7 separate regions of the Mus musculus genome follow, and all the other regions are linked to region 5. A link is a loop called in an ENCODE intact Hi-C map of the cell type or tissue named here. Cell type or tissue: left cerebral cortex. All regions are shown on one strand.

Region 1 (4,000 bases), 160 kb before region 5:
CAAGTTGGAGGAATAGGGTTGCCCCACGAACTTTCCCTTCCTGGAAAGAAAGCTGGGCTTCCCCGGGTCCTCCCTCCACCTCAAGCCACTGTACCAACCCACACTGTATTACCAAATGTGTTTCAGCCTCAGCTTCCCAATGCTATACTGTGTGGTTACAGACAGCTCTGTCAAGCAGATGGGGTTCACATTCACTTTACAGAGGAAGAGAACAGCAGCTCCCAGAGACCAGACAGTCAACTCTCAACTCCAGGCTGCCCAGTCCAGCTTCCCCAACCCCAGCACAGCGGCAGCCATGACGTATTCCCATCTGACATCAACTCAGTGTTTCTGAGGTGTTTCCACAGCCGCCCACTATCCAGCCGTGGCCAGCTCTTTCCTACCCACCACCATGTTATAAACAGGAAGCTGTCTATTCCCAATTTAGAGATGAGCAAATCAGAGCAGGGAATTGAAGACACTTGCCTAAAATCGCGCAGTTAGAAGTGGCAGCGGCTCCAATTCTGAAGTGATGGGCTCCCCTTTCTCATCCTTAGTGCGCAGAGCCACACGGCTGGCCAGCAGCAGGAGTACTGGTGACAGGGCTGCCACCCACCACGCTCCCAGGCTCCTGATCCTACTACCTTCTTTTCTCTGACTATTCCATCTCTGAGGCCATGCCAAGAGCAGTGTACTGCACAGTCGGCTGAGGGTGATGAGGGCCACCCTGAGCATCCACAGCTCTTCTGTAGCTCTTCTACTTTGACACACAGACACACACACTGCAAACCTGGAGGGGCTGGGGTGGGGGCGGGGTGGAGAGAGACACTGAAAGGTTTAAAGCATTTCTGGAGTGGCACAGTCCGCTTCCCTGCAAGCTTGCTAAGATAAGCCTATGAAAGAATGTCGCAGAAAGTGGAAGCCATCGTGCAGAAGAGTCACTCTGAGCGTGTATCCCGCGGGGTCACTTGGTCTAATAATCCCCCTTTCCACAATCTAAGCCCTGGTAAGGTCTCACATTCATCCTGATTCTGACAACTAACATGGGAACTCTTGGGAAGCCCCAACACACAATTTGACAAAATGTAGTGGCAAATGTAAAGGTAACATGTGAGCAATTTCCTGAGTCCAAGACCTTGGGTGGGCTCTGGTCTCCTAGCCCATGACGCTGCCCCCTCTGGGGCTTCTAGAAGACCATTGTCTCCATGACTTATGGTCCCTGCTCTGGATTTTCTCCTCTGCCCTGTTCTGGGTGGCCAGGAGCATAGCTGGCCTCTGAAAGCACAAGGGAGCAGGGCCAACTTTAACCAGGGAGGCAGAGAGCAGCCTAGTGACAAACACATTCACTGGTATTTCTCGTGACTTTTAAGACAAAACACTGAGGCCAAAGGGAAGGCTCAGAGAAGGGAGACCCTTGCTGAATATCACACAGCACAGCTAGGATGGGGGAGGAAGTGTGGTCAGGAGGCAGCTCTGCTTGTTTACAGAGAAGGAAGGAAGGCATACCGCCCGCCCCTTCCCCTCTTCTGTGTCCCTGGCATCTTCCTATCTTCCCCTCGTCTCCCTCAGCATCATGTCAGACAGAACAGGTGCTGGGGAGGAGGAACCTGCCCATCCCCACCCGGGCATCCACCCACCAGCTTTGGGTCCTGAGTTGTTTTTCCATGGGGCTGGTATTGGCTCCCTCCCACAGCCTGACCCATTCCACACTCCCACCCACCCGAGTCAGTGACTAATGGGTCCTGTATCTGACTAAGATGCCCTTGCAGGTCTCACTGTGGAAATAGCCCCAGCATCTTTCTCTTTACTCACTAGCCCATTGCCTTGGCCTGGGGTCTCTTGAAGGCCCACAGAGTGCACAGAGAGAACCCAAAACACAGGCGAGTCACAGGCTAGGTCACAAGGACATGAAGAAATGCCTCCCTACTTGTCTTGCTTTCCCGATGGCTGCTGGGAAACCTAGGGCTACAGAAATTGGCAGCCGTGGCCTGGGTTTCAGTTCAGTCGTGACGATGTGAACTGGCTATCCTTTTATTTAAGGTTGTAGCTCCTGCTTCATCCCATGCCGGCCTACACTGCAAACTAAAGGATGCCGGGCACATAGTGGGTGCTCAGCACATCTCTGCTTTGCCCTTCAGCTGTCTACAGTATACTAAGAAGACCAAGGACCAAGGCATTTCTTCATGTTGGTTGGCCAAGAAAAATGCCAAGAAATGCTTCCATGTTCTAGATTTGACCTGGATTTACCCTTATGATAGAGCATTAGAGTTTGGACCTGGAATATACTCTGCTTCAAGTGGATAATCACCAAATCTTATCTGTCAGTTCATCTACTTGTTTGTTTGTCTTTTTCTCCTTTCTGTCTTTCTGTCTTTCTGTCTTTCTTTCTTTCTTTCTTTCTTTCTTTCTTTCTTTCTTTCTTTCTTTCCTTCCTTCCTTCCTTCCTTCCTTCCTTCCTTCCTTCCTTCCTTCCTTCCTTCTTCCTTCCTTCCTTCCTTCCTTCTTTCCTTTCCCTCTTGCTTTTTTCCTTCCTCTTATCCATCTGTCCATCCTTCCATCTTTCCTTCCTCCTTCCAATCATTATTCAACCATCCATCCATCCATTCACTCATCCATCTACTAATCTGTCCATCCACCCATCTACTCAACATTTAATAGCCACTACACACAGGCCATGAGAAACTTCTAAGCCTCCATATACCCCACCATTGACTCAGACACATAGCACAGTGGCTAGTGACTCTTCCTACACTGGCTGAACGTAGAGATAAAGAGAGCTGCCCCCAACCCATGTCTGACCATCCAACACTGCCTCTCTTCCCGTCCACGTGCCTGTCTCCTGGAAGTGAGTTCTGTGTTAACAGTGATTCCAAGTTGAGCCAGGGGTTCCCTACAAGGCATAGGTTTTCCCTAGATTGCATATCATTTGATGTATGCTCCCCATCCCACAGGGATGATATGTGCTGCGTGGCATATCATCTGCAACACCTGTACTCTTTCTTTTTGCCCTGTGGGTGGGCTCAATGCTTTACAAGTAGGAAATGTCTCCCCCTGACCCCCAACCAGGCTGGCCCCCTTTGCTGTACTATCCTGATTTTATTCCCTTTGGCTCCCTAGAACCTCCTGCTTCTGCAGAGAACAGCATGGAGAAAGGCAGTCTCTGAAGCTAGCTTTGGGCTCCAAGTCCATTTGACCTTGTGTGACCTTGAACAAGTTGCTAAACATCTCCCCACCTCAGTTTCACTATCTATCAGGATGCAGGAAAGAGGAAAAAATACAACCTGGCAGATATCTGCTGATCCCACCCAGGGCCAAGTGCCCCATGCCTGGATCAGAGAAGGAAATCAAACCTCCCAGCCCCCACTTACTGGTTGGGAGGGAGAAAGGTTGTGTGAGTCAGGCTGTTGTCCCCAGAGAAGGACAAGGAGCTGGCCTCTGAGGGTCAGCAGGTTCATACCGACCCACTGACTACTGACTCTGAGACCAGACTAGTTCAAGTCTTTGAGATGACAACCATGACTAGAGGTTCCAGTCAGACAGGAAGATTACAACGCTATGGAAAATTCTCCCACAGTGCTGAATGTCTGCCACACCTTGGAAGCTATACTCTGGGGCTAACATGTCTGATAGGAACCTCTATTTCACATTCAGCTCTTTTCCTGTTTTGTTTTTATTTTTCTGCCAACTCTGCTGTGTGGGTGAATCAGTCAGGAAGAACCTGTTAAAGCCTGGTGTTCTGGGGCTTGCTCATCTGAGGAGTGAGCAGAGAAACTGCTTACACCGGCATGCAGCTGACATCATGACACCACCAGTGACCAGTCAGGGGCTGGGCACAACCATACACTGAGGAGGTGAGAGCAGGGCCTTGAAAAGGTTAAATGAATGCGAAGATCTCAAAACCTTGGCCAAGGGGTCCTCAGCTTCCGGGAAGGATGCTAAGGAATCCAGGGGCAGAATGGTGACCAAAGGCCCAAGGGCATGGAAAAAGTTACACACCAAAGGCCCATCACTTAGTCCCTGG
Region 2 (4,000 bases), 220 kb before region 5:
AAAGGGCAGGAAGTGAAAGAAAGTGGGAGACACTGAGAACCCCTGGCCTTGGCTTAGCCCCAAGAGGGATTCTCACTCACTCAGGATGCATCCTGAGGAGCAACTGCTAACTCTGGGGACATGGGGACAAGGGAGTTTTCTGATGAGTGACTCTTGGCCACAGACTGGGGCACAACAGGATGTGTGTGTGTGTGTGTGTGTGTGTGTGTGTAGAAGCAGTTGTGTGAGTGTGAACAAGTATATGGAGTAGAGTGTGTAGGAGAGAGTGTGAGCTTGTGTGGATGAGTGGACAGGATCATGTGTGTGTGTGTGTGTGTACACGAGTGCGCACACATGTTATGTGAAAGACAGAAGGGGTGGGGGTGGAGGGATCTACTTCTACAGTGGGTCTATGTATAGAGATGGCTGTTGAGTGTGAAGCAGTATACAGGCATGTCTGAGGAAAAGACTGATTGTCATGAAGTTCAGTTATCCCCGCTTCATGGAGTCCCAGAAACAAATAGTGCATAGTAGGTAGCTGATCAATAGTTCATCCAATAACCAATCATGTAAACCGATGTGTTTCTCAGTGCACTTCTATAGGTGCCTGCATAAAGCAGCAAGGTTGGTCCCAGCAGGGAATCGCCTCACATCTGCATGCAGTTCAGTTATGGGCGAGCACTGGGTGGGACGCTGGGTTCTGGTCCCCGTTCTCAGTGTTTTGACGGTAGTTTAACTGTCTCTAGGAACTACTCAGTGGATTTGGTCACTACTGGGCGATCTCAGGCCACTTGTGGCTCTGAGCTCCTGGCCATCCTCCACCCAAGAGGGCAATTAGAAATCAGCTGTCAGTTTGTTTGCGGCACTGCATCAGCTCTAGGAGAAGCAAGCCTATATAATTTGAAAAGGGCTACAGCCAACAAGAGGAATGATGGATTTGACAAAGTTAAACAGGTTCTTGTCCTGCAGGACTTTTCAGAGCCTTTAATTTGCTAATCTGGACTGATTGGCCAGATGGGTAATAAAGATCTTGTGGAAACTTCCAGACTTAAACGAGGAAACCTTTACTCGTGGCACAGCCTTCAGAACGAACGTTCCATGGAACACACTGGGAAATCTGCAAGCCAGCACAAAGGACACTTGTTAATGCCTGCTTCTGTGCAGATGATAGGGCAGAAATGGTGTTCTAGGTCACAGAGCAGAGCCATGGCAAGTGCCTGCCCAGTAACCACTCAAACTACTGGAACCAGTACACACACACACAACTTCACAGTTACAAAACAATTTAACTCACAGGCCCTCAGTTCTCCCTGGAGGACACTCATCCCCATTTTCTAGACGACAAGAGCATAGATGAATGAAGTTTGGACCACTCTGATCTGGGTGAGCCACTGCTGTGGGCTGGTCTCTGTGGTCTCCACCAAACAATACACAAATTCACTATATTCTTATAGGTGAGCAATGGTCACTATGTGAAACCCCTATTAAGAACTCAAGGCTGATGCCACCGCACCTGTTCTGCAGCCACCATCAGTCCTGTCCCAAGCCCAAGCACCCTGCACATGCCAAGCGGCTAGGGTTGGTGCTCTTAGAAATACCCATGGAGCAGGACTCTGGGAACACTAGTCTGTGAGGCCCAACATCTCCTTGTCAATGTCAACACACTACCTACCACTGAGAGGTATGGACCCCTATGTACCACCCCCTACCCCCTCTGAGCCAGGTGCCATTCTGCCAGGGATAAGGAAGAACCAGATCAGGGCTACTTTCACTCTCTTAACAGTGAGCGCGCAATGAGCAAAGGCTGTGTGCTCTGACAGTCTGAAACTGACGAGGCCTCCCGGGGAAACGTGGCCAGAACAACCAAACCCATTGAGCAGTTCCCAGAGGTATGTAGACCCCGCGGTGCGTCCCTGAGAAGGGACGAGAATCCGCACAGGACCCTGGAGTCTGCGCACCCAAGGGCGAATGGGGCTGCGCATCGCGGCGGTGTGCGGGCGCGGGAACGCTCGTCACCCTAGGATGATGACTGAAGTAGCGTTGGGAAAACGCGAGCGCAGAGCGCGTGCACCGGCGCAGAGCCCGGGCTGCTCGCACCCAAGGGATCCGGGAAGCTAGGACCGCCGCGCCCACCCGCCGTAGCCTCGTTGCTGCGGGGTGTTCCGTGCTCCGTGCTTACCTGCGGCCGGCTGGGCTCTGCGCTTCGGGCTGGCTGCGCTGGGCTGCGCCGCGCCGGGCTAGCTGCGCTAGGCTGCGCCGGGCTGCGCGCCCGGCCTCCGGCGGCTCGGCAGCGCCCGCGCGCTCGGCTCCGCCCGGCTCGGCTCCGCCCGGCGGTGCCCTGGGCGCTCGCTTGGCGGCCCACGCGGCGCGGGGTGGGCGCGGGGCGGGCGCGGCTCTGGGCCGCCCCGCGGCCGCTGGGAAGCTCCTTATTTGGGCAGTGATGTCAGGGGAAGTCGCAGGGGCCGGACCACCCACTTCTTTCCATTCTCTCCCCAGAGTTTCCTGTTGCCAAACCCGGGGACCCCACTGTCTGTCTGGGGCGAGCACAGCCTGGCCACCAGCTGGTCCGGGATGCCCGGGCAGCAGGGGTCATGGAGCAGCCTGGCGACGCAGCGCGTGGCGGCTGGGGCTTGGGATCTGCGGCTGGGGAATCCCCGGCTCCAGCAGCCACTGGGAGGGTCTGCGCGGCCGCCTCCACTGTGACAGGCCGTGTCACTGTGGGCACCGCCCCTCCCTCCCCGCCCGCCCTGGCTCCCGCGCTGTCATTTCCTCTCAGGCTCTCCAGAGAGGACAGACAGGGAAGCCCTGTCGTTGGGTGCCATGCCTTGGATCCACAGGGCCAGGAGGGTGCCTATCGCCTTTTCTAAAATGAGCTCCGCCAGTAGTCTTCCTCCCAGATTCCAGCCCTATCTAGAAAGCCCATGCATTCCCAGGCGGGAATCAGCTTTAAGGATTGCTGGGAGCAGAGGACCTGGCAGGATCTCTCTGGGCTCTGACTGGGTGGAGGTGGGAGTCATCAGGGACTTCCCAGTGGTCAACCCTTACTAGAAGCTTCTTCATCTAGTACCAAACCTGCCTTACTTTGGTCCACATTGGGAACAGCAAAGAATGTATTTGAGGCAGTCCCCCAATTGTCCCCACCAGCCAACACAAAGCAGTGGCCTTGAGACTTTGGCACTGTCTGCAGTCTACAGGTGCCTGTACAGACCCTGAGGGGGTTATTGTGAGCTGCCCTGGCTTGGCTGACTCCAGGCCTAGCTTGTCGACCCTGGAACAGCTTCAGCAAGAGGTTATAAGGAGCAGGGGCAATCAGACTATAAAGAAGACACACTCTCTGGATCATAAAGGTCTGCCATTGTTTCTATTTGGATCGGGTCTTTCCCCCAAAGGATCCTTAACAGAACCAAGCTTTCTCTGGCTCCAAGGCCATGATCTCAAACACACCTGAGCCCAGTAGACAGAGCTATTGACCCTGAGTATTTCTGTGCCTTCCTACAACAGCTCCACCAGAGCCCATGCTTTCCCTCCAGATCCAGGTCAGAGCAAGCTGATCACTTCCAGACCACCAGCCTTAACAGAGGGAGCCCCAGCTATCTAATGGCTGCCACACTCCCGGGAGCTGAAGGGAGAGCACTACGGCTGTCCTGCTTATGGGAAGGGAAGGCAGGGGTGACAGTAGCTGAGCCTGATCACCCACAGCTGCCTGCTTGCCCATCAGTTACCAAGCTTCCGAGTAGTTCTGTGGATGCCACTCTCCCCCCCCACCCCGCACTTCCAGCAGCCCAAGCCCAGCTTGAATGAGGCCATGTGCTCTCATGTGCATGGGACCCCTCCTCCCCATCCCCATCCCATTTCACCCCAAACAGCTGCACTCCCTGCAGCCCAGCTTCAGCTGGCTCCTATAGTAAATCAGTTCTCACTTCTTGGGGGCCTTTGCATAACTTCTATTATCCTGCTGTCAACCCCACCATATCCAGATCCCTGTCCCCATCCCACCCCTCCCCTGTTCTCAGTGGCCTGG
Region 3 (4,000 bases), 74 kb after region 5:
AAGTCCCAAGATCCCCCTGTCTGCATCCCCAGCAGTACTGAGATTACAGATTGATGCTACGCATCCTGTTTTGATGTGGGTGCTGAAGATCTGCACTTGGGTCCTCATGCTTGCACGGCGATCACTTTACCCACTAAGCCATCTCCCCAGCCCCCTAAGTGACTTCTCATGCATCCTCCCAAGCCTAGATACCATAATTCTGGGAGCCCATTGGTCTGCAAGTCAGGTCCTGCCATCACCTGACTCCTGCAGGATGATGCCAATGCCAAGGGTTCCTCATAGATACCTTCCTTATACAGCACTGCACATGCTATCTCAGCTAACGGAAGCATCTCTCCTCTGCTTTTACTACGCGACGATTACTACTACTACTACTACTACTACTACTACTACTACTACTACGATGACGATGACGATGACAGAAGTAAAGATTTGGGCTGGTGAGATGGCTCTAAGGCAGTTGCCTGATAACCTGAGTTCAATGTGGTAGACCCATGTGTGGTGGAAGGAGAGAATCAACTCGGTCAAGTTATTCCCCACTCCCTCCCTCCCTTCCTTGCTCTGTCTGACACACTCTGACACACACATACACACAATAAATTAATAAATGTAATTTTTAAAATTAACAATGCTTAAACAGGGTGCTGCCTCTCCTTCACTGCAGTCGCACGGGGAGCCTGGTAGCAGCAGAGTGTATACCCTCCAGTTCTTGTCCCTCACACACATCCACATTCACCATTCATTCATACTGCATCTTAGGCTGTGCCTTAAGCAAGAGGACATTCCATTCTTAGGTTCACTAACTCATCTCTCCAGCTCCCAGGACAGCAAGGGTAGTTGGCTCATCTGCTTCCATGACTGCTGTCCCATTGATAAAGAGGTGGAAGGGGGAAGATGATGGTTTGTCATCGAAGTCATAGAATTCTGGTAGCAAAGTAAAGGACCGCATAAGAACTCCACCCCAGTGCTTATGTGACACTGTGAAGTGTCCTTCTCCTCCCTGTGGTGCAGAACGTAACACTGTGGGAACAGCACATAGAAATCAATGCCTGTGGAAAGAGGAGTCTAGAGAAGCAGGACCACACACTGGCTCAGGATTTGGACTCTGCACTCAGGCTACCTATGTTAGAATCTGTTGTTTCATTGTCTGACCTGAGTTAAACAACTGGTCCTCAGGCTCCTTGTCTGAAATATGGGGTGCTGGTTCAACCTTCCCAGTAAGGATAGCATGAGGGTTACATAAAATACCTGTAAAGTACTCAGAAGAGCACTGGCTAGTTTTACTAATAAAATATGCTATAAACATCATTGCAGCTTTAATATACCCCTCTAAATATATTTCTAAACCTTCATTTTTGTCATAGGTTGGCAAAACAAAGTCAAATGCTATTAGCTCAGAGTTTTATCTAGAAAGGAATCAGTTATAGAACGTGGATTCGTGTGATTTTTTTTTTTTTTTGCCCAAAAAAATCAATTTACATAGTGCCTGACACCATTTCCACTGACTGGGACAAACAACCTCAGAGATCAAAAACACTGTAACACCTACTACACTAAATATTAAAAAGAAAAATAACTTATACCCTCTAGCAGTAATTACCTAAGTAACATGGGTTGCAAATCTGTTAGAGAGGTTTTGCTGTGACAATATTTCTAGTAAATTGCTGCTTCTAACACAAAGTCCTGGTGTTGCAAGGCTGGCATACTAGTAGAAAGGTTATTATAGAAACACTATTAAAATGAATTAGGTATTATTAAAGATTCGACACTACAACAGCCCCTGATTACAAAGGATTTCAAGGTCCATTGCTTAATGGGCAGATGAAAGTGCTAATTAAGCCTTTTTGAGAGGATATCCCTAGGCGGGTCTGTAAGACTACAGGTAACAAGAGGTCTTCAGTCTGAAAGGGGAACCAGTTGTGCCTACCCATCTGGAAACAGCCCTCCTGGAAAGACTGAGAGGTAGGTGGGAGGCAGAGCTGAGGTTTTCTGCTGAGGAGAGGTAACCTGGTAGCAGACATGGAGCTAAACTAACTTGAGCCTCTGTTTTTCCCTTAACTGCTTCCTTAGCATGCGTCCATTTCCTCCTCTGCTTATGTTTGAAAAACTAGAGAACCTTCCTTAGACTTTAGAGCCTAAATACATAGGAAAGCCTTCCGCTGAGTACCTAAGCCCTCTGGTACAACCAGAAGATGCCAGGGCTGTCCTTGGCCAAAAGCATCTCTCACTGCCAATACCTCTAAGTGGCTTTTACGGAGTTGCTTATTTGCCTTTCGTATCAGGATCTATCTTGTTTTTCCCACCTTGTTAATTAACTAATCAGGCCCTGGCAAGACACCTCCCAAACAAGAGGTGTTAAGAAAAAGCTAACTAAATTCGCCCACCCACCGCGTCTAAATGTCCACAATAAATTACGAGGAAGGGGCTGAGACCCACGCTACGCAGCGATCGGCGCCACGCAGCAGCCTCGGACCCCCGCGCGGTTCTCAGCAGGACTTCTGGACCCGAGCCACGCGGGCCACCCGGGCCACGGCCGAGCTGCCCAAGGCGCATCCCTGAGGGCTCAGCTGCCCGCTCCCCGCGGCGCACCGATGTCAACAAACTTTCCCCGCCCCGGGTTGCGCCGGGTCTCCGAAATCTGTCCACGAGTGCAACACGGGGACAGGTGTGGGACCCGAGCCCCCAACCCCGCATCCCTGCGGATGGGCGGACAGTCGGGGTCCGCGGGGCGCCGTGGGGGAGGGTAGGCCACGGGCCCGCCCCCTGGGCGGTGCGGCGCTGACACGGCCCTAGGACGCGGACAACTGGTCCCCAGGGACGCGTTGGCGCTGCGGCGCGGCGGCCTTACCTGCGCGCTCCGCTGAGGTTGCTCCAGAGGCCCGGCGTGCGAGCAGCCGCGGCGGCGGGCGCCGACTGACAGCCCCAGGACCCGCCTCCATCCCTCAACCACGCCCCCTCTAGGGCCACGCCCCCGTCCGCGACCGGGGTCAAGCTCAGTCCACAGCGCCGAGGGCGGGGGCGCTCGCTTTCGATTGGCCTGGGAGACGTCGGCTCCGCCCACTCCCCGCCTCCTCGCTGGGGGTTGGAAAGCCGCGCTTGCGCGGATGCTCAGAGGGCAGAGCGTAAACCAGTGCTAGCGGTCTTGACGTTGAGCGCAGGTTGGTTCTCATCTTCCTCAGCTAAACTGGCTTTGAGTCCAGGACTACGGGAGGAGCAGTGAAGGAGTCTGTGAAGAGACAGTCCCTGACCAGAGGAGATCCTAAGCGAGTCAGGCGGAGGAGCCCAGCTCCACACTTCGGATCTACTCCCTAGCCAGGAAGTATCTCTGTGAAGGTTGGCTTGAGTGACAAGATCCTGCTAACAAGAGGGACGCTGAAGGAAATAGTCTTGCTAGCTCCCAGCACCTCCCCAGGCTTCCTAGCTCAGTGTGTAAACAAGATCATGTGACTCCCTACAAAATCAGTGGATACCCAGCAGTTCTGTCCTAGATATATGTTCAAAAGAATGTCTACACAAAATACTTAGATGCAGATGTTCCCAGCAGCACATTAATAAGAGAAGGGGGAAACGACTGAACTATGGGGTGATGGGTGATTGATTAGTAAATTTTAGTTTGTTCATGCCAATGGACTAGTGTTTGGTAATAAAAAGGAATGGTCATTCTGATACATGGTATAACACAGATGAACCTTAAATTCGTGCCAATCACAAAAGACTTTACTGGGTATGGTTCTATTTGTGTGGAGCGTCCAGAACGGGCAACTGTATAAATACAGGAAACAAACTAGAGGTTTCCAGGAAAGGGAAAGGACAATTGAGAAGGAACTACTAAGTGCATAGAGTTTTTCTCATTATGGTTTGGATCTTAAACATACCCTGTATCAAAGACTCAGTCCCCAGCTGACTGTTCTATTGGGGAAAAAAAAAAAAAAAAACAACCTTCCATAGGTGGGCTTTGTGAGAGGAAAGGGCGTCTCTGGGGACCTGTCCCTAAAGTGTA
Region 4 (4,000 bases), 71 kb before region 5:
ATGATGTAAATGGAACATAAATGGCTGTTGCCTTTTGAGGATCCACCTACAAGTCTCAGCCAGTCCGTAAAACAAAGACGCCAACCCAACAAAACACCATCCCAGATGGAATTGGAAGCAGGAGCATCATCCAACCCCGGGGGGGGGGGGAGGGAGTGGGGGAACAGTGTCTGCTCACAGCAACTTACAGCTAACGCAAAACTGAAACCAGCTTTTCTCAAGAAGGATTTTGGGGGACCCAGGAATGGATCCTTAGCAATCTGCTTATAACTACATCTTATCTAATCACTTGCTGCATGACATCATCAAGTTTTTCTACCTCTCTGAACCTCCATTTCTTGGTGTCCACAGGGGTGCCACAGTTAGCCTGTGGTTTCTTCACCATGAGCTTCAGGGTCCACAGAGGGCAAAGTGGAGCCCATGACAAAACCTTTGACCTCTTTTTCTCAAGGTCCCGATCCAGAACAGTCTCCTCTTATTACTGGTTCTGTGTAGCAAAGCACATGGGAATGTTCTTAGAAGGTGCTCACCACACACACCCGTCCTCAGCACACATGGGACTCCGCAGCACAGACTGCATTCAGTTTAAGCATCATGTCCATCAAGAACCCTCTGTCCCGGCAGACGACAGTGGGTCACTTATGTGCTCCCATGGCAACTCCTGGGTAAGTTTCCCATAGGAAAATCCCAGAGGCTGGCACTAAGGAACCCAGTGCCTGGGCGTGAGCATGCTGGACGTGTGAACACTCAGAGTGGATGTGACCTATCCACAGCCCTGACTTAGCAGGTACCACCTGGGGCAGAACCCGGGGCAATACATGGCTAACTCGTTTCCTAGATCCCATGAAGGGTTCCATCTACCTTGCTCAGCTTCATAAATGCCCAGTGCCTAGCCTAGGTGCTCTCTGTCTGTCTGTCTGTCTGTCTCTGTCTCTCCCCCCTCTCAGAATTTTATATATGAATATATATCGATCAAGTCCACCGTCCACTCCCTCTCCAACTCCTCCCAGAGCCCATTTAGTATACCATATACTTGAGTTATAGCAAACTGCTTCTGTCTTGGATGCCTGCCCCACTCGATCATGCCAGAAGGTGCTGTGGCGGGCAGGGGTGGATAATCAACAATCATATTTAGCTGTGAGCCCTGTGAGCTACAGTAACAAGCAGCCCACTGGTGAGATGATGACATGAGTGTTTGGGGAGCAACCAACTGCTTTCAGATTGGATTTAAGACTTGCTCCATAAGATGGGATTCGTGCTTGGTGCTGTGAATAGGGCCGAGAATCCACGCTGGGAAGTCATTGGGCTCCTGTGGACAACTTACTGCCTTTGTTCAGCTAAATGGACACAATATTAAGCTACACCCTAAATACTTCTCCTTATGCCCATAAGTTAGTGCAGCTCTGAACCCTCCCTCATCAGAGAGGCTTTCTCTTTGTAGTAGGTGGCAATTCCTTACAGAGACTCGCAGCCATTCAAAATGCAGAGAGTATGAGGCTGTGGAGCATTCAGCCCTCAGTGGGAAATCTGCTTCATATCCCTCCCCCAGCAGGATCATTACAGTAAAAGGGGTAGAATGACTGTAAATCAACTTAATCTAAATTTGATGTAAACCCCGGTGTTTCAGTCACAGCGGCCACATCCCCAGAGGTACCAGTACAGGAGGCTTCTATCACCACAGAAAGTCCAGCGTGAAGCCCTTGGCAAGCTGCCTGGGGCCTCTGTTTTCATCTGTGCATCAGCTGCCACAGTTCACAGGTTTTTACACTTGTTTCCAGTGAGCCTGGACCAGATTGGAAGATGCCCTAGCACCACACCCACCCAGAACCCCGGACTGTGACCTTATTTGAAAACAGGGGCTTCGCAGATATAATTAAGTTAAGGTGACCCTGGAGAGGGGTTATTCCCAGTCCAATATGACAAAGCCCTTGTGATCAAGGAGAAGCCACACATACAGATACATATACAAAGAAAACCTGTGACCAAAGAGACAGTGATGTGTCTATAAGCTCAGGACCAGGAAGGATGAACAGCAGCCACCAGAAGCTACCAAGAGGCCTAGGAGGAAACTTCTCTAGAGCCTTTGAAAGGATCGTGGCCCCACTCATGCCCCGATTTCAGATCCCTAGCTTCTGACGACATGATAAAATAAACTGTTCTTTCAAGTGACCTCTCCTTCTAACAGTTAGTTGCAGTAGTTTCAGGGCTGTGCCCTAGGATCCTGACATTTCCCTACAACTTTCCCTTGAAGTCATCCTCATCCTGGGATATGAATATGCTTCAGATATCAACCTCCAGGCAGTGGAACCCACAGTAGCCAATGGGACTCTGGCTGCACTGCTCAGTGACGGGGTGGAACAGCTGACCCTGGAGGGAACCAGGCATGCTGAGCTGACAGTGCTCTCCAAGGAGGAGCCAGACAAGCCAAAGAGCCTGTGAAGCCTCACACTTTCTATCCTTTCCCTGCTGAGGCAGAGTCAACGGCTCCCAGTGAGGCAAGCCCCACGCTTCCCTGGCAGTGTGACACAGTGGAGGCTAGGAGCTGAGTTTATTAGGTTGCTAGATCAAGGGCTGGCAGGATGCTGGGAGGAATGCCCACCTACTTACTAGTGGCAGTGTTGGCACAGCTTACAGATGTGACCGGATCTATGCTGGACAGTGGAACCAGCCCTTGTTGCCACCTACAAACTACCACTTCCAGTGCCCACACAGCATACCTGTGCACAGCAGCCTTTGGATGAAGGCTGTAGCACAATCTTCTTGAGGTGCCTTATTCCTAAAACACACCCAGGATTCTCCCTCTCAAACGCCTTCCTACCCAACTCCTCCAGGATCCCACCACAACCTCAGACAGAGAACAAAAATCTGGGGATTCTAAGGTTTATTGAATGGTTTCTTAAGGAAGCAGCAGGCAGGGTTTCCCACATGTAAACCAGGCAAAGCCCCAGGTTGAACAGCCTTCCCCAGCTTGGTGATCTCTTCACACAGAGCTGAACCATCCTGTGCTGCTGTCTGAATATGAAATGTCTCCCATACATTTGTGTGTCTGAATACCTGGTCCCCAGCTGCTGGTACTGACAGATGGTTGTAAGCCACTAGGGTTGGGCCTTGGGGTCTGATAGTCAGGCTCTGCTTCCTGTCTGTCCTCTGCTTCCTTCCTGCAGACGCAATGTAACCAGTTGTCTTACCCTCCCCATGCCAACCCTTCCCTGCCTTGATGGGCGGTATCCTCTCAGACTGGGAGTCAAATAAACCCTTTCTCCCTGAAGTTGTTTCCTGTCAGATACTTGGCCACAGCAATAATAACACACACGTCCCGCCCACTGTCACTGCCTCACCTCTGGCCGAGTTTATATTCTACAAAGTTTATCAGAATATCTCACCCCCCTTTATTTTGATGGGTTTTGAGGCAGGGTTTCTTTGTGTCGCCCAAACTGGCCTTAAACATGCCATCCTCTTTCATTAGTTGCCCAAGTGCTAGATTATCGATTGTGAGCCACACTACCTGGGGGCTCGTGTCATTTTGAAAAGGGAAAGTAGACAGGCGCTGCTCTTCCTAAAGCGAGGAGAAAGCAGGCTCACTGGAGTTGCCTTTCTTCACATTCCTTACAAGCTGCATGAACACGTCACCCATTCTGAGCCTTGATTCCCCCACAGGAAAACAAAGGGCCTGGTGGGAATGTTCATTTAGGACCCAATGAGTTCAGTATAAAGTGGCCGAGAAGTTGATACATCCTACTGTCCTTGTGTTAGTTGCTAACGACACTGAACCAAGTTCCTGGTATACACTCAATTAACAAGAAATTGTGTTGTCATTTCTAAAGTAATACCAAGCAAAGCCAGACGCCTAGCGTCATAAAAGTCAGAATCCTTGTGGTACAGGCCTGTAATCCCAGCCACACTAGAAGCTAACACAGGAGGGTTGCAAGTTCGAGGCCAGCTTGAGCCACAAACTGAGTTCAAAGCCAATGTGAGAAATTTTAGGGAAAGCCTACTTCAA
Region 5 (4,000 bases):
GTCAAATGATTTAAATATGTAGTATTCCCTCTCTTCTGTAACATCACCTGCTACCGATTTCATCACTTACCTATAAAAGAACAGAGAGAGAGACACAGAGAGGGAGAGGCAGACAGACAGACAGACAGACAGACAGACTTTCCAGTTTACAAAGTTTTGATAGAGTATTTGGTTCTAAGTTGTTCTATTTTCTTATTGGTTATTATTACTAACATTCTACAGTGTCCAGTCTACCTTCTTACCTACTAGCCACCACCTATTTGTTTTTAAAATACAAGTCCCAGAATTAAACTTATATATTAATAAAACTGAGAAATGTTCAATGGAGATACAGAAGCAGATTCACAATAATAACGATAATGATGATGATGATGATGATAAACAAGACTGAAAGGATCATTTTTGTAGGGTAGACAATTCCAGAATGGCTCTTCTTCCAAATACCACGTTAAAGTAACAGTAAGGACGGAGGTTGTTGATGATGGATGTTTGTTTAGAGATGGTATCTTGCTATGTAGCCCAGGCTAGCCTTAAGCTTCAGTTCTTCCCTCCTTGGCATCCTGAGTGCTGAGTAATGCTGGTGTACATAACGTACCCAGTACAGCTGAAATACCCAACGAGAAAGAAAGCAGGAGAAGGGCCACTGGCCGGGAAACCAGAAAAGGAAGAAGAGGCTTATTTGCCAGTTAGAAATACATAACACTTCAGTGTTACAATAACCAAAAGAGCCTCACACTGCAGAACCTGCAAAACAGGCTGGTGGACTGAATATGGCCAAGAAACAATTTGACTATAGTTTGTCATGTGAAGGTAAGACATGAAGGCTGAATTTTAAATCCGTAGAACAAAGAAATCATTATCCAGTAACATAATAATAGTATTTGTCTATGGCTTGTTGAAAAGAATTATTTCCTTTAACCCATGCCTTATTTAAAATCTTTTTTCAGAAAAAGAGACCTCAAAAGATAGATAGATATTATAGTTTACTTGATGCCATAAAGTTATTTTCTAATAGTGTAAAGAAAATCTGAGGTCATCCAGTCTATGCAAAATCGCATTGGGAAAGGCTAAACAATGCCCCCCACAGATATGTGCTACCTAACGCCTGGAAAATGAGCCTTACCTTAATACAAATGATGTGAATAAATTAGTACTCTGGATATGGGAAGGTTATTCTAAACAAACTAGGAGAACTCTGCTTGGAATCACAACGATCTTTTGTAAGAGACAGGAAGCAGGCAGAGAAGTCATGGGATTACAGAGGTCAGGATCAGAGGGATGCAGCCAGGCCAGGACAAGTCAGAAGCCATCAAATGTAGGAAAAAGCAAGAACAGAATCCACACACACACCTGACCCCCCCCCCCCCATCCCCCTCAAGCCTCTGGAGGGAGCTTAGCACTGTCCCTGTCAACGCTTGCTTACCACCCAGTGAAACGGACTGAAGACTTCAGATGTCCAAATTACGAGCAGGTGAACATGTCATCTGACGGCATCAAGTTCACGGTATTCAGTCACAGACTATGAAACCCACCGCAGTGAGAACTGCAGGGATTCCAGTAAGTGTTCCCTCTTACTGGGTGCCAGGCACTACTCCAGGATTTACATATCCAAGACATTTAATTTGTACACAAGGGGGCAGTAGGGAGTAGCTGTGGCTAAGGCTACTGTAACCTGGGTTATATTGCTTTCTCAGTTGTCAAGCAGAGGTGTTGTGGCTTGAACAGGGAAATGTGCCTTCCAGAATCATGCTTTGAACACTCACCCCAGTTTCTGGTGCTACTGAGGAAAAGGGGTGGTGCTGAAGAGCCTTAGGTCCTAAAGTTTAGGAGGTAAGTCCTAGCTGGCTGAAGTAGGCCACTAGAGAGGGGACTCTGAGGGTGTGGTCCCTAGTTCTGGCCACTCTGTTTCCTTGTCTGCCATAATGGGTCTCTGCCACACACCCCCGCTGCCATGAATCCCACCATGCCTTCTCTGCTGTGATGGACTGTACCCTTCCAAACCATAAGCAAAACAAAACAAAACCTTTCATCTAATAAGTTGTTTCTGTCAGAAATTTTGTTAATAAATAATAATAAATAAAATCAGCTAATATGAGACATAATGGTGACACCTACCTCCTGGCGCTGTGGAGAATAAACTGAGGCTAGCTATATAACATGCCTGATTATAGGTTCTCAAGTGAAAAGCAATAACTAGAAAGCCCTTGAATATTCAGCACTCTGGTCTGCCTTCTAGAACTTTCTCTTACCAATTCTCCTTCTTCTCTCTTGATACAAACAAGATTTGAGTCACTCCTAATCACCAAAATATTCCTCAACTATTCGAGAATGCTGATCAAGTCCTCGGGAATGTGAGCTGGTCCAGGCTGAGATGCCTCTGGTCATCATCTTTGGCTCACCTGCATTTCTCCGTACATTCACCAGCTCCCTGGAACACAGACTCCTACATTCTAGATGTGACCACCATGCTTCTACTAAGCATATATACACAAACTACAGCCCTTGGGACAGCCTGATTTGGACAATTCACATGATAAGTGTGCATTTGACATTATGGAAGGATCATAAAAGTATAAACACAGGGGAAAATTGTGACAAATACCGTATGTGACTGGTCAAAACTAAATGTTTGCTGTTTTGTTCTTTGTTCTGGGAAAGCTAGCTATCTCATTCTAGAGACTTCTATATTTCTCTCAGTACAATACACAGTTGCTCAGGTTTTTCTGGGAGTAAGACTACATTGATGTGCATGCTGGCTTTATTTCAAGCCTGCTAAAGTTCCATCAGCATACATTCTTCTCCTCCCATCTTAGTAGTAACTCAGCTATTCACCACCTAAGACTACATTTCTCAGCATTCCTTGTAGGTGTGTCCTGGGGACAGGCTTTAGCTCTGAGTTGCAAGCTCATGTACACTGAGTAGTTTTCTGATCAGTCCTTGAAGGGAAAGATCACACTCTCCCTCCAATTCTCTTTCCTGTTCTCTGGAATGCAGGCTTGGACTTCATGTGGATGAGACTGACTAAGCAGGAAGACAAAGGACCCTGGGTCTGTGGTGCTAACATTCTATACAGTCTTGGTTATCCTCAGTCTCGAAGAAGGAAAGTAATCTTTAGTTTATAAAGTTCTTTCAAGTCCTTGGGACAACAATTGAATCTGGGGATGAAAGCAATACAATTATATTGCTCTTTATATCTGTCTATCTATCTATTGATTGATCAATCTGTTTGGTTTTCTATCTATCTATCTATCTATCTATCTATCTATCTATCTATCTATCTATCTGTAATTACTGCTACTGAGTCACACTCTTTCCTGGTCTACACTCACACCATAACCTTACATTTACTTATCCCACTTACACATTATATTGTAAGAATAAACCCATCATTTTGCCCTGACAACTGGGACCTAATTCTGTTGCCCTAAGTGCGTACTATCCTTTCTAGTTTCATAACGTTCTTCAAAGGGCAGTTCAGTTGCCAGGCTCACTAACCCACTCAGCAGAACAGCTGATTAAGATTGAGTACAATGCAGTGAGGAGGACTGCTGTGTCAGTGTGTGCAGGAAGGAAGTGACAAGTCAAAACCAAGAGGCAAGTGGAGGAGGAGGAGGAGGAGGAGGAGGAGGAGGAGGAGGAGGAGGAGGAGGAGGAGGAGGAGGAGGAGAATGGAGAGGAGGAGGGAGAGGAGGAGGGAGAGGAAGAGGAGGGAGAGGAAGAGGAGGGAGAGGAAGAAGAAGAGCAAACTTTCTATGATCCAGTCTTCACACTGACAGCCTCCTCATTGCTAGCTCATTTATTAAATATTTTGACCATTCAATTGCTTTAGATTGAGTATAGGTTTAGGTTTTGAGGGTAGGCATGTACATATGTGTACATGACATGCATTTGTACAAGTGTGTGTGCACACATGTGTGTGAAGGCCAAAGGACAACTTTGGGTGTCATTGATCAGATGCTGGTACCTGTTTTATGGTCTAGAACTCATTGAGTAGGCTAAG
Region 6 (4,000 bases), 320 kb before region 5:
AGTGTACAATGACCTCATGCCTCGACGAACAAGTTCAGCTCTGCGGGCTTTAGGTACGTGAATTCATGTAGCCCTCAAAGAATCCTGGCATCACTGGGGAACTGGGGGTTCTATTCTTACGCTCATGCTGTGGATAAGGAAACCGAGGTAAGGGGGATCAGGTAACCTTCCCAAGTAAGGCCTAGGGCTTCACTGGGGCAAACAAGATCATCTGCTTTCTGGTTTCTCAGTGTGGGTTTCACCACGAGCCAGCTGTAATGCTGTGCCTCAGTCTCTCCTTTTGTTAAGTGGATGTCTCACTGTATGGCTTTTTCTGAGAGGAAAAAATAATGCAGGCCTGGTACACAGCAAGGGCCCAGATAATTACAGCCACTATGACCCCATTACTGATGGCATCTATCACTCTGGGACAGGGCATGCTGGCTGGTCCAGCAGACAGTCACGGTCAGTTAAAATGCAAACCAGATGCTAACATGACCAGGCTGGCCTACACAGCGGCTCTGGGCAGATGGCAGAGTTTAGCTTCTGTGAGTTGCTGGGCTAGGCTGGCCTCAGTCTTTAGGGCAGGCCTGACCCCTGCCATTCCTGCCCTGTGGAGCACTCTGAACGTCAGCTTCCGGGTCTGGATTCTTATGGAGTGGAGGTTTCCATCAGCTGGTGAGGCTGTGCCACCATCAGCAATGGAGACCGAGGCATCCCTGAAATGGTCAGCTGTCCACAATCTGGGGGATGACCTGGAGAGTTTGTGCTCTGTTGGCCCATCACTAGACTGCTGTGACATGACCAGTTTGAACTGGTTCCAGGTGGCCTAATGTGTCCACTATCCCTATCGCTCGCCCGGGCACCAATATTCCATTTTCTCCTGGTCAGGAAAGATAGTCCCCGAGCCCTGGCTCTCCACCATGCCCAGGAGGGCCAGAAACAGTGATGCTAACACCTCCATGGTCAGGTACCAAAGTGGATAACGTGAACATTCACTAGGAAAGAGAGAGAAAATTGTGTGTAGAGAAGGAGTTGTCAGGCAGAGGGAGGTTCCAAGGGCAGAGTTTGGGCAGATGGGAGCGAAGAGACGAGGCCTCGAGGGGAATGGGTGATGGGAGACATAACAGACAGGGGATGGAGGGAGGGGCAAAGCCCTGCATCAGCTCATTCTGCTGACCTAGGACTTTGGCAGGAGCCCTGACTGCAGGCCTCAGGTTTTACTCAGCCCTGGCCCTCACTCACATAGTGAAACCCAAGCGTGGAGAAGGCCACGGCCTGCCCCACAATCATCCAGCTATCTCCTGGCCTAGTCAGAACTAAGGTTCATAGTCCTCACGTCTCACACTACAGTTCAAAATGGCATTATGCTTTGAGAAGCAGATGCAGCCACGAATCCCCACCCTGCCCTCCTCTTGCTGGGTGACAATGGCTGGTTTATGTCCTTTTGTGTCTGCTACCATCTCCTCTGTCTGTGTCTCCCCCTCCCATAGGCAGGTGGCCAGGGTGGCACTGTTAGCATCTGCACATGAAGGCTGAAGCAGGGTCCTGACTGGGGAGGGAGTTGGGGCCAGCATCTCCTGACATCCATCAAGACAGGCCCCAAAGCCCTTCTTTACTGAGGAGAAAGTGAAGGCCCCCTGTATGAGTCCCAGTGTGGCGGGGATGATGGAAGAAGCCCTCTCCAGACCACACTACTTCAGGCACTCCACATCTGATTCCTGCAGGCATCTAAAGGGTTCCCCTGCCTGCTCAGCACCCCCCCCCCCTTTCCTGATATTCCATATGGGCCTTTTTCTGCCTTTAGTGCTTTCAAATCTAGTGGAAGGCACTGGACAGAACCTTCTGGGTGCAGTTTCTAAGACTGGCCACAGGGTGGCAGTGGCTGACAACCCATTCCTTAGCAGTGTGCTGGAGCTAGGGCATCCTGGCTTGGTGCTCTTCAGGGCAGTTCCTGCTACCAACTCTATGTTTAGGATACCCAGATCCTAATGCCCGTCGCTGGGTCTGCCTTGGTGCATGAAGTAACAACTCCATCCTTCCAGTCTCTTAGGTTACAAAGCTTGGAGCCATCCCTGGCCCTTTCCCTCCCCTCCTCTGCCCTCTATGATGTAGCAGGACCATCTATGGGCTCAGTCTCTGAAAGCATCTGGAATCAGACCACTTCTCACCTGAACTGTGCTCATGTGTCTGGCCTAGATCACATCCCTACACCCCTGCTGGAGTTCTCCGCACACAGGCAGAGGACATATGTATCACTCCCATTATACTCAAGGATAGAGGATAGAGGTCAGCCAAGGCCCCCTGTCTTTCATGGTCCTTCATGGTCCCATGTCTGGGCTTATGTTACAGGGCCCTCGCCAGGACACCATCTATAGTAGCCTGGCATGCATTTTGACAACATGGGGGCCTCACATTATAATTTGTGAAGACAGTGCTTTGAGTGGATTGTTGTAAACATTGGTTTATTCAGTGTTAAAAGAAACATGATCTAACTCTTGTTAGATTGCTTCACAAACAGAAAATAAAAACCACAGCTTTCTCCTTTCTTCTCTGCCCCCCACCCCCCTGACCCACTCCCTTCTTCGTCTTGTCACACTAAGCCCTGACCCTGACTCCTGAGAATCTACAGCTAAGGTTTGTCATTCTATCTGCCGCAGCCCCTCTGGCCTCCCTCCTTACCCGTGTCCCCTGCCTTGTCTGCTATCAGTCTGCCTCTAGCTTGTTTCTGATGCTGGAGGACCATAGTCAGGTTGTAGTGATGTGTCAGGGCCGAGAAGGGATGGACCTACCCGATCTAGCTTTGCCTTTCTCAGTGACACTCGCAGTCCCACAGACCACATTGCAGGTTCCTATCAGAAGAGACTTCTAGTTAAGTGCCTGAAGATCTATCCAGGTCCCACTAAGACAACTCAAGGCACGTGTTTAGACTGTGCTTGGCACACACTGGGTGCGCCGAGTTCCCGTTGGGGCTGGCTTTCTGCTGGAACACTAGGTTATACTGAACTGCACAGTGACTGGCTCTGTGGCACTGGGGAGCATTTTATGAATTTAACATTTGCTGCTTCCCAGTTGTTCAGCAAACTAGAAGGGAGGACATAGAAGGGAAAGATGGTGGGAGGGAGAGAGAGGAAGGGGAACAGTAGTAGAAATGAGGGTGTCTGGAAAGGGGGAAGGTCAGGGGTAAGGGGGAGGGATGTGAAGTGGAGAGGGAGTTAGGGAAAGAGGAGGTTGGTACAGTACCTTCTTCGGCTTCCAGCTCCTCCAGCACCCCCGTCTCTTGGCACTTTTTGCTGTGGGCTTTCGACTTCATGTGCTTAGTCAGATTCCCTGGAAAGAAATGAGAACAGACTCATGGCCTGGTGGTAGGGGGAGGGCAATACACAGCTGCCAGGCCACAGCTCCTTACACAAGTGCCGAGGGCTGGGCAGGGGCCAAGGCCTCCTGTGCTCCAGCATGCAGCCAGACTATGCAACTGTAACTGCTACAGAAGGTCAAACACAGGAGCTGGGGCAGGGAGGGCATGCAGCTGGGGGGGAGGGGGCAGGGTACAGTGAGAACCAGAGATGCTGGTTAAAACACAGAGAAGTTGAAAGACCACTCAGGTGCATTTTTTTTCTTCTGCTTCTGTCTTATGTTTGGGCCCCGGGGCTGGTGGCACACTCAGATAAGATGATTTGCAATCTTAAATGCTGGAGTGACATGGGATTCTCATGACTAATACAGTAGCTGCGGGCTGAGAAGTTCTTCTGACCGAGTATACTACAATCAGGCCAATCCTTAGGGTCTAAGCAGAGAAAGCAGGGCATGGTTCCTTGCAGGAGCAGTGAGGTGAGCAGCAAGGGACATGAGCCCCACAGGCTCTGGGACGCAGGCTGGGACTGTCTTAGGGACAGCCCCCTCTCTGGGGCACAGTGCAGACAGAGGACTAGAGTGCTATGGGAATGGGTTGTCCAAGGCTCTGTGAAGCCCTGAGGTACTGCCCCAAGTTGTAGGCCTGGCCCCATAGGCTGGGGAACTG
Region 7 (4,000 bases), 48 kb after region 5:
TGGACAGCCACTTTACCCTAATCAGCAAGTCAGGCCAATGAGAGACCCTGCCTCAAAAAAGCAAAGTGGTCAGTGCTCCTGGGGAATGACATCTGAGACTGACCGCTGGTCTCCATTTGCACCTGCACGCACGCGCGCACACACACACACACACACACACACACACACACGATGTGTACCAAGTGGATTGTCCTCAATCTTTTCATATAAGGCCATATCGAAAGTTCTAGAAAATCAAACGTATAAAACATTTCTAGACCCCGCTCCTCAGGACTGTTTAGCCATGGTTGATCTTGGTATTCAAATTATATGCATATGTTCTGTCTCTTTTTCTTGTTCTCCTTGCTTATCTCTACTTCTCTTTGTACACTAACTTCATTCTTTAGCTATAGAGAGACTGCATACATGGCAGGCTTTGACAGTTCAACACTCTCATAGCTTACTAAAATGTGTCTAGTAGAAGAACCACAGATGTCTCTGAACCTCAGTCTGGGAAAACACTGCATCCACAAACGAGTCTAGGTGACAAGGAGGATGTGATGCTGGGGTAGCCCACATTAGACCTCATGTCCCCTTATGAGGGCAGGATGAAGTAAAAACCACTTTAATGACCACCCCACCAGGATCACATGAGGTAGAGAGGCAGCATCTCAAAATAAGAGGAGGATGGGAGAGTGACTTTGACTCACACCATCTGTTCCATCGCTCCCCAGTTCCTCTCAGATAGCTCCTTCCATTTCATCAATGGGGATGCATCATGAAGTCTCCCCAGCCAATCTCCAGGCAGGTAGGTGGCAGCTCTCCTGTGGTTCACAATGCTGAGAAATATACAAAAATATGTTCAAGCCAACCTTAAAGACCCCCTAACAGTCAAAGATGTCCCCCACCCATTTATAAGGCAAACCCCACTGAAATATTCTGAACAGAGCAGAGGTGCCAACTACTGCCAAGCCTCAGCCCCAAGTATGAAAGTCACCTGGTTGAGCCTGTGTCTTACATTAGCATATTTGAAATCTGGTCATTTAAAATTAGATTCTAAGTGGAACGAGCATCCATATGGCACCAAAGATGTGCCAGGCCTTGTCCCTAAGTGTGTTCCCTGTAGTAACACTAACAGGACCTATTACTGTTTCCATTTGTGGCAAGAAAGCCAGGGCACAGAGGAGACACACGCACACCGAGCCAGACTTGAGCTCTAGAGCCTGCATGGCCAACCTCAAGGCTAGACTCAGTGTCTTGGCTCAGGATGGATCATAAAGATGGCGAGCCAGGGAACTGAAAACAAGTGACACTCTGGACCAGAGTGATATGCAGCAGAATAAACAAACAGATGCAAGAACATAATCAAGACGCTGAACTGTCAGCTCAGCAGCACACGCTTGTCAGCGTAGCCCCAACACTGTCTAGGGAGGGTGCGAGCAGTCTGGTTTCACAGAACCAGGTTAAAGACACTTCACGCTCTACTGTTATGAAAATGTCTTTTCTCCTGAAGCTGACATGTGACACAGAGGGCAGCCTAGCTTCTAGGGAACATTTCTCTGCAAGGTCTCACTATTGTGTCTGCACTTTTCTTAGTAGAGTCTTTATTTGTTCTTTGATAATCTCATACAAAATGTTTTAATCATATCCACCTCCCATTCTGCTCTCTCCTTCCCCTCCCACTCCCTCTGGATCTTTTCCTCTTCCCAGCACATCCCTCTCCTACCTTCATGTCTTTTTTTTCTGCTTAATTAGGGTTGCTTGCACATACATGGGCGAGCATAGGGTTATTCGTCAGGTCATGGGCAACTGACACAGCTACATCATTGAAGAAAAATGAATCCTTCTCCCCCAACAACCGCTCTCTGCCAGTAGCTCCTCAGCTAGGGGCAGGACCTCATCGGTCCCTCCCAGCCCATGCTGGAATGCTGACTGGCTAGCTCTGGCACAGGTGACCACGGTCTCTATGAGTTCACCAGTTGCAGTGGCTCTGTCAGAGCCAGAAGACAGCACTCAGAGCACTCGTCCCATCCTCCAGCTCTGACATGACATGCCTCCTGCTCCCTCTTCTGGCTGTTCTCTTGAGCTTTGGGGTGAAGGGAGATGGTAAAGATGACATAGGATGATAAAGGTGAGCACTCCGCACCCCCTTACCTTTGGCACTCTGACAGTGGTGAGTCTGCATTAGCCCTGCCCAGGCCCTTCATTAGCGCTGAGGCTTCATGGCCACCGGCTCTTAGGAGAGTCCTAACAGCTAAAGGGCTAAATTGATAGGCAGGTGTCTTCATTAAGGTTTCTACTGCTGTAAGAAACACCATGACCAAAGAGCAACTTGGGGAGGAAAAGGTCTGTGGCTTCTTTCAACTCACAGGTCACCCTCAGGCCACTGGGGGAAGTCGAGCCAGAAACTTTCAGGCAGTAACTGAAGCAGCCGCTGCAGAGGACCACTGTTTACTGGCTTGCCCCTCATGGCTTGTTCAGCCTGCATTCTCATACACCTCAGGACCACCTGCTAAGGGATGGCACCACCCACAGTGTGCTAGCTCACACGCCAAGCACTCATTTTTACAATGGACCACAGCCTTGCCCACAGGCCAACCTTATGGAGGCATTCTCTCAGTTGAAGGTCCCTCTCCTCAGACAAATGTTGCTTGTGACAGGTTCACACGTAGTTACGGAGCACCTACTATGTGTCTGACCCTGAGGACACAGCACTGACAAGAGATGTGTGACCATGCCTCCACACACAGCATCTTTCCCCTAGCCTTGACTGACTTCACACTGCAGCCGAGGTTGACCAATGTTTACCATCTGTTACTACCATAGCTGATGTACAAGCAGACATACTTGTTTGGCAAAATACTGAGATAATTTTTGACCACTTGGTAAATAGCCAATGCCTACCTAAATCCTTCAGGTGTCCCACCCTGCCCTGGGCCTAGCCCAAGATTCCGCCAGATACCTCATGATCTGTCATCAAGCAGAGAGATAAGCCAAGCCCAGCAGGAGCACATGGTCTCCCTCTGCTATGCCTGGTGAGCACCACCTCCCTGTTCTTAAGTACTTAAAGTAGCCAAAAGGCAGAAAGTATCTGTTCTCTTTAAACAAGTTTAAACTCATATTTTCTCTGGTCTACTGCCAATTCTCTTTTAAAAACAGTAGGTCTTTATTTTAATTTAAAAAAAAGAAAAGCATCAGGCACACAATGTGACAGTCAGCAACCGTCTGAGCCCAGCTCAATAACACAGAAGACATCACACCAAGACAGGACCAGATGCCTTCCAACTCCATCTGCCACCCACTCCAGTTCTCAAAAGGCACCTTCAAGTAGTCCATGAGCTGAGGGAACTGGAAGAAATTCCCCCAGACCTCACAGAGGCCCGTAGCAGTGGGGAAGAACATCGGTCATGGTGTCTCACCCATATATGCCCAGGGGAGATCCCTGTGCCTGCCCAGGTGATAGGAAAGACAGACTGGCCCTGAAGGACAACTATGAAAGCAGCCTCAGTGGGAGAGGACCCCTGTCTTCACACTGCCCCCAACCCCAACTAAAGCTCTATACCACTCAAGATGCTTTTAAACTACAGATACCTGGATGCATATATAAGGAACTGAGTTCAGATCTCCAGCCCCCCATTATTTTTAAGGTTTTAAAGTCAGGCATAACTGTAGGCTTCTTAGGATCTCAGCACTAGAGAGGCAAAGATAGGAGAATCCCTGGGGCTCACTGATCTGGCCATAGAAAGCTCTAAACAGTAAGAGGCCCAATCTCAAAAAAAAGGTTGAGAGCAATCGAAGAAGACACCCATCACTGGCCTCCAGCCTCTACATGCATGTACACATATATACACACAGGCCTCCTGGTGTTGCTACACATGCATATGCAAATAAAAAACAAATGCAAGCCCTGCCTACTTCTTTCAGCTAATCCATTGTCTTGGCGACTCCAGATCCATGAACCATCTTGTGGAATAGTCAGAGGAACCCCTGGAGTTCTACTCTAGAACCCCTCAAGTCTGAA

What was found. A loop is a pair of places that touch in the nucleus more often than their neighbours do. Peaks named below come from ENCODE experiments on the same cell type or tissue, not always from the same donor. Only the 100,000 strongest peaks of a DNase experiment are listed, where the experiment ranks them.
Region 1: it touches region 5 in a loop (3-fold over the local background); 2 of 42 quality-filtered maps call a loop at or near these places.
Region 2: it touches region 5 in a loop (1.9-fold over the local background); 3 of 42 quality-filtered maps call a loop at or near these places.
Region 3: a loop joins it to region 5, with 2.5 times the contacts of the local background. A loop is called at or near these places in 13 of 42 quality-filtered maps.
Region 4: a loop joins it to region 5, with 2.3 times the contacts of the local background. A loop is called at or near these places in 6 of 42 quality-filtered maps.
Region 6: it touches region 5 in a loop (4-fold over the local background); 3 of 42 quality-filtered maps call a loop at or near these places.
Region 7: it touches region 5 in a loop (2.4-fold over the local background); 3 of 42 quality-filtered maps call a loop at or near these places.

Annotation. Positions count from the first base shown.
Region 1 is chr4:119,962,679-119,966,678 of GRCm38, reverse strand. The region is part of intron 1 of Hivep3 (human immunodeficiency virus type I enhancer binding protein 3); the gene reads right to left. Among named protein-coding and RNA genes, the nearest start is that of Gm38632, 69 kb to the left of the region's middle. In left cerebral cortex, no CTCF peak of the experiment used is centred here; DNase peaks (open chromatin) are centred at 351, 865, 1,558 and 3,565; H3K27ac peaks cover 2,559 bases.
Region 2 is chr4:120,031,124-120,035,123 of GRCm38, reverse strand. All of the region lies in intron 2 of Hivep3 (human immunodeficiency virus type I enhancer binding protein 3), which reads right to left. It overlaps Gm38632 (a long non-coding RNA gene), which reads left to right and starts at 1,731. Exons shown (of 5, transcript XR_003955100.1): 1 at 1,731-1,868. In left cerebral cortex, no CTCF peak of the experiment used is centred here; DNase peaks (open chromatin) are centred at 1,098, 1,957 and 2,378; H3K4me3 peaks cover 2,580 bases; H3K27ac peaks cover 2,772 bases.
Region 3 is chr4:119,732,711-119,736,710 of GRCm38, reverse strand. It overlaps a transcript of Hivep3 not described here. Among named protein-coding and RNA genes, the nearest start is that of Gm35957, 11 kb to the right of the region's middle. In left cerebral cortex, a CTCF peak has its summit at 2,973; DNase peaks (open chromatin) are centred at 2,002 and 3,029; H3K4me3 peaks cover 2,076 bases; H3K27ac peaks cover 1,291 bases.
Region 4 is chr4:119,877,582-119,881,581 of GRCm38, reverse strand. All of the region lies in intron 1 of Hivep3 (human immunodeficiency virus type I enhancer binding protein 3), which reads right to left. Among named protein-coding and RNA genes, the nearest start is that of Hivep3, 65 kb to the right of the region's middle. In left cerebral cortex, no CTCF peak of the experiment used is centred here; DNase peaks (open chromatin) are centred at 689, 1,112, 1,686, 2,489 and 2 more places; H3K27ac peaks cover 2,172 bases.
Region 5 is chr4:119,807,079-119,811,078 of GRCm38, reverse strand. It overlaps a transcript of Hivep3 not described here. Among named protein-coding and RNA genes, the nearest start is that of Hivep3, 5.6 kb to the left of the region's middle. In left cerebral cortex, a CTCF peak has its summit at 1,636 (motif pointing right); a DNase peak (open chromatin) is centred at 1,625.
Region 6 is chr4:120,127,585-120,131,584 of GRCm38, reverse strand. It overlaps Hivep3 (human immunodeficiency virus type I enhancer binding protein 3), which reads right to left. Exons shown (of 9, transcript NM_010657.3): 7 at 3,223-3,309. Among named protein-coding and RNA genes, the nearest start is that of Edn2, 32 kb to the left of the region's middle. In left cerebral cortex, CTCF peaks have their summits at 1,655 and 1,862 (motif pointing right); DNase peaks (open chromatin) are centred at 1,882, 2,966, 3,299 and 3,661; H3K27ac peaks cover 1,227 bases.
Region 7 is chr4:119,759,038-119,763,037 of GRCm38, reverse strand. It overlaps a transcript of Hivep3 not described here. Among named protein-coding and RNA genes, the nearest start is that of Gm35957, 37 kb to the right of the region's middle. In left cerebral cortex, a CTCF peak has its summit at 2,087 (motif pointing left); DNase peaks (open chromatin) are centred at 655, 1,058 and 3,245; H3K27ac peaks cover 2,876 bases.